2 separate regions of the Homo sapiens genome follow, and region 1 is linked to region 2. Evidence: read pairs that join two places in POLR2A ChIA-PET (ENCODE). Cell type or tissue: GM12878. All regions are shown on one strand. Each heading gives the region's core, and the rest is flanking DNA. Links, peaks and the distances in the headings are about the cores only.

Region 1 (2,905 bases), core at 186-2,685, 78 kb after region 2:
TGAACTTGTTTTTGAGACGGGGACTTGCTCTGGTACCCAGGCTGGAGTAAATCACAGCTGCTGTAATCACAGCTCACTGCAACCTTGAACTCCTGGGCTCAAGGGATCCTCCCATATCAGCCTCCTGAGTAGCTGGGACTAAGGATGCGCACCACCACACCCGGCTAAGTTGTTTTTTTTTTTTTTTTTTTAATTTTTTTGTAGAGACAGGGTCTCGCTTTGTTGCCCAGGCTGGTCTCAAACTCCTGGACTCAAGCACTTCGCTCTCCTCAGCCTCCCAAAGTGCTGAGATTATAGGCAGGGGCCACTGCACCTGGCCTGTCCATTTTAAGTATACAGTAAACTGCATGGTATGTCTGTGAATTCTTTATCAATGAGGCTATTTTAAAATCCATAGAATAAATAATTACATAAATAGGCCGGGCGCGGTGGCTCACGCCTGTAATCCCAGCACTTTGGGAGGCCGAGGCGGGCGGATCACGAGGTCAGGAGATCGAGACCATCCTGGCTAACACGGTGAAACCCCGTCTCTACTAAAAAAAAAATAGAAAAAAATTAGCCGGGCGTGGTGGCGGGCGCCTGTAGTCCCAGCTACTCGGGAAGCTGAGGCAGGAGAATGGCGTGAACGCGGGAGGCGGAGCTTGCAGTGAGCCGAGATCGCGCCACTGCCCTCCAGCCTGGGCGACAGAGCGAGACGCCATCTCAAAAAAAAAAAAAAAAGTACAGAAATAAAAATTAAAAGTAAAACCAGAGACTTCTAGCTCAAGAGGAGATGGAACGGACTCATCTCTCCGTGCTCCTCCAGCTACACACACCTTTCAGCACTGGGAGCCAGTACAGCAGACAATTGCAGGCCTCGAAGTGGGGGGAAGAGGGGAACCGGCCGGTGGGGACCGCGGACTGGAAAAAGCGCGGCCGCCTGGAGCCTCCCATCCCCGCCCGGCAGTGGAAGGCAGTCCAGGCCCAGTATCTCCTGACCCAAAGTGGTGCAAGGGGGTCCAGGCCTAGGGCCTCCTCTCCTCCCCTCGCCTCTCCCCACGCCTCCCCAGTAGCTGGGGGAAGCCCCACAGCCCTCCCATAGGGGAATCTGCAGAGGCGGAGCCGGAACTTGCTGGCACCAGGTCCGCCCACTCCCCACCTAACAGCTCGGAGAAGCCTGGAGAGGCGCCTCTATCCCCACCGGCAGCAGCAGCCTAATTACGTAGACGCCTAAATAGCAGATCTAGTAGATAAACTCAATTCTTGTAGGAACCACAACCCACAAAAGTAGGCCAGGATGTGCTGCACCTCAACAGGGTGACTGCCTGCTGAAATAGCAGGTTTAAGTAGGATTCAGAGTCTGCTGCTGATATACAAACTGTCCAGATGACGATTCCACAATCATGCATCACACCAGGAGCCGGGAGACTCATAACTTGACTAAGAAAAGACAAATAACGATGCCAACACCGAGATAAATCAGGTATCGGATTATCCGAAAATGATTGTAAAGCAGCCCTCACAAAAATGCTTCAACAAGCATTTACAAACTATCTTGAAACAACTGAAAAATAGAGAAAAAAAGTTTTTGGTTTTTTTTTTTTAATGAAATCGGGGTGTGGGGAATGAGGGTAGGCGGCTGAGGCAACAGAATCGCTTGAGCCTGGGAGGCTGAGGCTGCAGTGAGTCATGATCGCACCGCTGTACCCCAGCCTGGGTAACAGAGAGAGACTCTGTCTCAGAAATAAAGAAAGAAAAGAAAAGAAAAAAGAACCAGATGGAAATTGTAGTGTCGAAAAGTACAATAAACCAAACTAAAAAACTCACTGAATGGGCTCAATAGCAGCATGAATATGACAGAGGAAAGAATCCATGAGCTGGAAGACAGAACAATAGAAGTAACCCAATCTGAAAAAAAGATGGAAAATAGACTGAAAAAAACTGATGGAACATAGCCTCAGGGACCTGTGGGACTATTTTTAAAAATCTAGGCCAGGCGTGGTGGCTCACACCTATAATCCCAGCACTTTGGGAAGCTGAGGAGGGCAGATCACCCGAGGTCAGGAGTTGGAGACCAGCCTGGCCAACATGGTGAAACCCTGTCTCTACTAAAAATACAAAAATTAGCTGGGCACAGTGGCTCTTGCCTCTAATCCCAGCACTCTGGGAGGCCAAGGTGGGCAGATCACCTGAGGTCAGGAGTTCGAGACCAGCCTGATCAACATGGCAAAACCCCATCTCTACTAAAAATACAAAAATTAGCCAGGCATGGTGGCAGGCGCCTGTAATCCCAACTACTTGGGAGGCTGAGGCAGGAGACTCACTTGAACCCAGGAGGCAGAGGTTGCAGTGAGCCGAGATTGCACCACTGCACTCCAGTCTAGGTGACAGAGCAAGACTCTGTCTCGAAAATAAATAAATAAATAAAAATCTAAATTTTGTGTCATTGATGTTTAAGATGGAGAGGAGAAAGAGCATGGAGCTGAAAAAAATATGTGAAGAATGAACAACAAAATCTTCCCAAATTTGGCCAAAGACATAAACCTCTAAAGTCAAGAAACTCAGAAAACCCAAATAAGAGAAATCCAAAGAAATCTATGCCGCACACATCGTGATTAAACTTCTGGGAACTAATGACAAAGAAAAAACCCTTGAAAGCTGGCAGAGAAACAACACATTGCCTATGGGGAAGAACATAGCTTTGTATTGGAAACCACCGAGGCCAGAAACAAGTGGTCTGGTGTTTCTCACGTGCCGAAAGAACTATCAGCCACGGATTCTATGTGGAGTGAAAATGTCCTTCGGGAACAAAGAGAAATAAAAAAAATTCACAGACCAAGGCACATGAAAAGAATTTCTCACTAGCAGAACTACCCTTAAAGAACAGCTAAAGGGGGGCTGGGCGCTGTGGCTCACGCCTTCATAC
Region 2 (2,905 bases), core at 267-2,766:
GAAAAAATAGAAAATTGCAAGTGTTGGTGGCGATGTGGGGAAATTGGAACCTCGTAAACTGCTGGTGGGAAAGTAAAATGATGCAATTGCTTTGGAAATCAATCCAGCGGCTCCTTAAAATGTTAAACAGGGCTGGGCACAGTGGCTCACACCTGTAATCCCAGCACTTTGGGAGGCCAAGACTGGCAGATCACCAGAGGTCAAGAGTTTGAGAACAGCCTGGCCAACATGGTGAAACCCCATCTCTACTATAAATACAAAAATTAGCCTGGTGTGGTAGTGCACGCCTGTAATCCCAGCTACTCCGGAGGCTGAGGCAGGAGAATCATTTGAACCCAGGAGGTAGAGGTTGCAGTGAGCTGAGATTGCATCGCTGCACCCCAGCCTGGGTAACAAAATGAGACTCTGTCTCAAAAAATAAAAATGTTAAACAGAGAGTTAATGTATAACCATGCAATTCACTCCTAGGCATATGCCCAAGGGAAATAAAAACATACATCTAAAAAAACATATATGCAGAGAGATAATGATGGCTGACAGGCACAGATAGTATGTACCTCCTCCATGGAGAGATCATGATGGCTGACAGGCACAGATAGTATGTACCTCTTCCATGGAGAGGAACAAAATAGTAAATAGATGTGCACATTTTGAACAGACCATCCCAGAGAGAATGCTAGGATTCACCAGAGATGAGACAGGAAGCACCAGAAGGAAGTAAGGAGAGGGCTCACGGCAGCTTGCCCAGCCAGGAACTGACAGCCTCCAGGTGGGAGTCTCCTGGACATGCCTAAACATGCCTCGGGCCCGACATATGGAGCTGCCTGAACATTACACAGAGACGTCACTCCAGAAAAGGGAACCCACAAAGAACCTCACAGGCATTGAAACCTGGAGCAGCCTCAGCTGAGGCCGTTTTGAGAGCCTCACTACCAGGGATCTAACAACATGGCTGTAGCCACTGCACTGCTCCAAGGAGACAGGGGAGACTGGGCACTACCACACACTCCTGGGAGGTGCCCTGTCACCTTGCTGTGGTCTGCTGTTGGGACCGATGCATGAGCAGACCACACTCCACACAACTTCTTACCCAAGCTGCTTGCCTAGGAGAAACCCCACCCACTCTGGTCTCAGGCCCAAGGCACCAATTGGAGAGTTGAGCACTGAACTGCACCCTGACCTCGGCCTGAGCTTGGGCTGAAACCACTGCAGCTGTTACTCAACCAAGAAAAGACAGGGAAACTAGGCTACCTTATGTATGTCTAGGACAAGACCCACTGCCCTGCAATAGGTTGCCGTGAGACTGAGATCCAACCAGACCACACTTCCTGCAGCGTCCTGCCCATGCTGTTTGCCTGGGAGGAGCCCCGCCCTCCCTGGTCTCAGGCCCGAGGCACCAATTTTAGAGTTTAACGCAAAGCTGTGCCCTGCCCTCAGGCCAAGTTTGACTTGACATGGCTGCAGCTGCTGCCCAGTCAAGGAAGGACGGGGAAGCTAGGCTCTCCTACACATACTCAAGACAAGACCCACTGCCCTGCTATGGGCAGCTGCAGGACTGGGGACTTCCCCTACCCAACCCATCGCAGCTTCCAGCAACAAGAACACAGACTGTTTGGATCCCAGTGGGTTGCTTCACCACCACTGCCGCCATCACCCAAACCACAGCAGCTGCCCCGTTGGTAGCGATGGGGTGAATGTGCTTATTTTTAGGCTCTAGAGCAGCTTACACTGGCTGCAGCGTTGGTGGGTCCTGGGGCTGATTCTTGGGCCTCCAGGTGGCTTGCTTAGAAGCTAGTAGTGGGAGCAGTGGGCCCAGGATGTGGTTTAGGTGAGGGTTGAAATATTACCTATTGGGTACAGTGTTCACTGTTCTGGTGATGGGTACACTAAAAGCTCTGACTTCAGCACTATGTCATGTATACATGTAAGAAACCTGCACTTGTATCCCCTAAATATATTTAAAACTTTAAAATTTAAAAAAAAATCACCTGGGCCGGGCGCGGTGGCTCACGCCCATAATCCCAGCACTTTAGGAGGCCAAGGCAGGCGGATCACCTGAGGTCAGGAGTTCAAGAACAGCCTGGCCAACATGGTGAAACCCCATCTCTACTAAAAATACAAAATTAGGTTATGGTGGCACATGCCTGTAATCCCAGCTACTTGGGAGGCTGAGGTAGGAGCATTGCTTGAACCCAGGAGATGGAGGTTGCAGTGAGCCGAGATTGCGCCACCGCACTCCAGCCTGGGCAACAAGAGCAAAATTCCATCTCAAAAAAAAAAAAAATCATCTGTACCCACACCCCCTCACATTTGTACACACCCACACACAATTTTGTTCTCCCAGGTGAATGATTCAACAGCCAGCCCCAGACTGCGTATGATGTTACCCTCCCATATTTTAGCATGTATCTCTAAAATAAAAGGATTCTAAATAAAGATAACCATGATATCGCTAGCAAACCTAACATTTTTATTAAACAATCGTTCCTGTCATCGAATATCTTGTCAATGGTCAAATTTCCCCAGTCATCTCATATATTGGATCAAATAGGGATCCAAACATTGTCTACACTTTCCAGTCAAATCTTTAAGGAGATCTCAGTAACTGCCCAAATTTTATAAACTCAATTTCACGTTTAACCACAGCTTTATCACTTCAATTTTCTTTTAAAATGTAGATTCTGAATGGCTGGTAGTCTAAGCTTGTCTGGGCCCTGAAGCTCCCCTTGGTTTCAAGTGTGAAGTGACATCAGCCCACACCTTCAGGTTGAATAAGTCTATCTTACAATCTAGTTAAGAAAAACTAGCTAGGCCTTTTAAAAATGTTTTTATTCTTTCTTGTCAGGGAGTAGACTTTATATTCTGCCCTCCAGAATATAGAGTTTATTTATGGTAACACTGTTTA

What was found. Peaks named below come from ENCODE experiments on the same cell type or tissue, not always from the same donor. Only the 100,000 strongest peaks of a DNase experiment are listed, where the experiment ranks them.
Region 1: POLR2A ChIA-PET joins it to region 2 with 9 read pairs; 4 of 35 experiments call an interaction of 5 or more read pairs at or near these places.

What each region holds. Positions count from the first base shown.
Region 1 is chr22:49,837,877-49,840,781 of GRCh38, forward strand. All of the region lies in intron 2 of LOC105377205 (a long non-coding RNA gene), which reads right to left. Among named protein-coding and RNA genes, the nearest start is that of BRD1, 11 kb to the left of the region's middle. RefSeq lists a silencer at 1,160-1,209. In GM12878, for the core only: no CTCF peak of the experiment used is centred there; a DNase peak (open chromatin) is centred at 1,135; H3K4me3 peaks cover 649 bases.
Region 2 is chr22:49,759,684-49,762,588 of GRCh38, forward strand. No RefSeq gene overlaps it. Among named protein-coding and RNA genes, the nearest start is that of BRD1, 67 kb to the right of the region's middle. RefSeq lists an enhancer at 622-921. In GM12878, for the core only: no CTCF peak of the experiment used is centred there; DNase peaks (open chromatin) are centred at 848, 1,248 and 1,678; H3K27ac peaks cover 1,626 bases.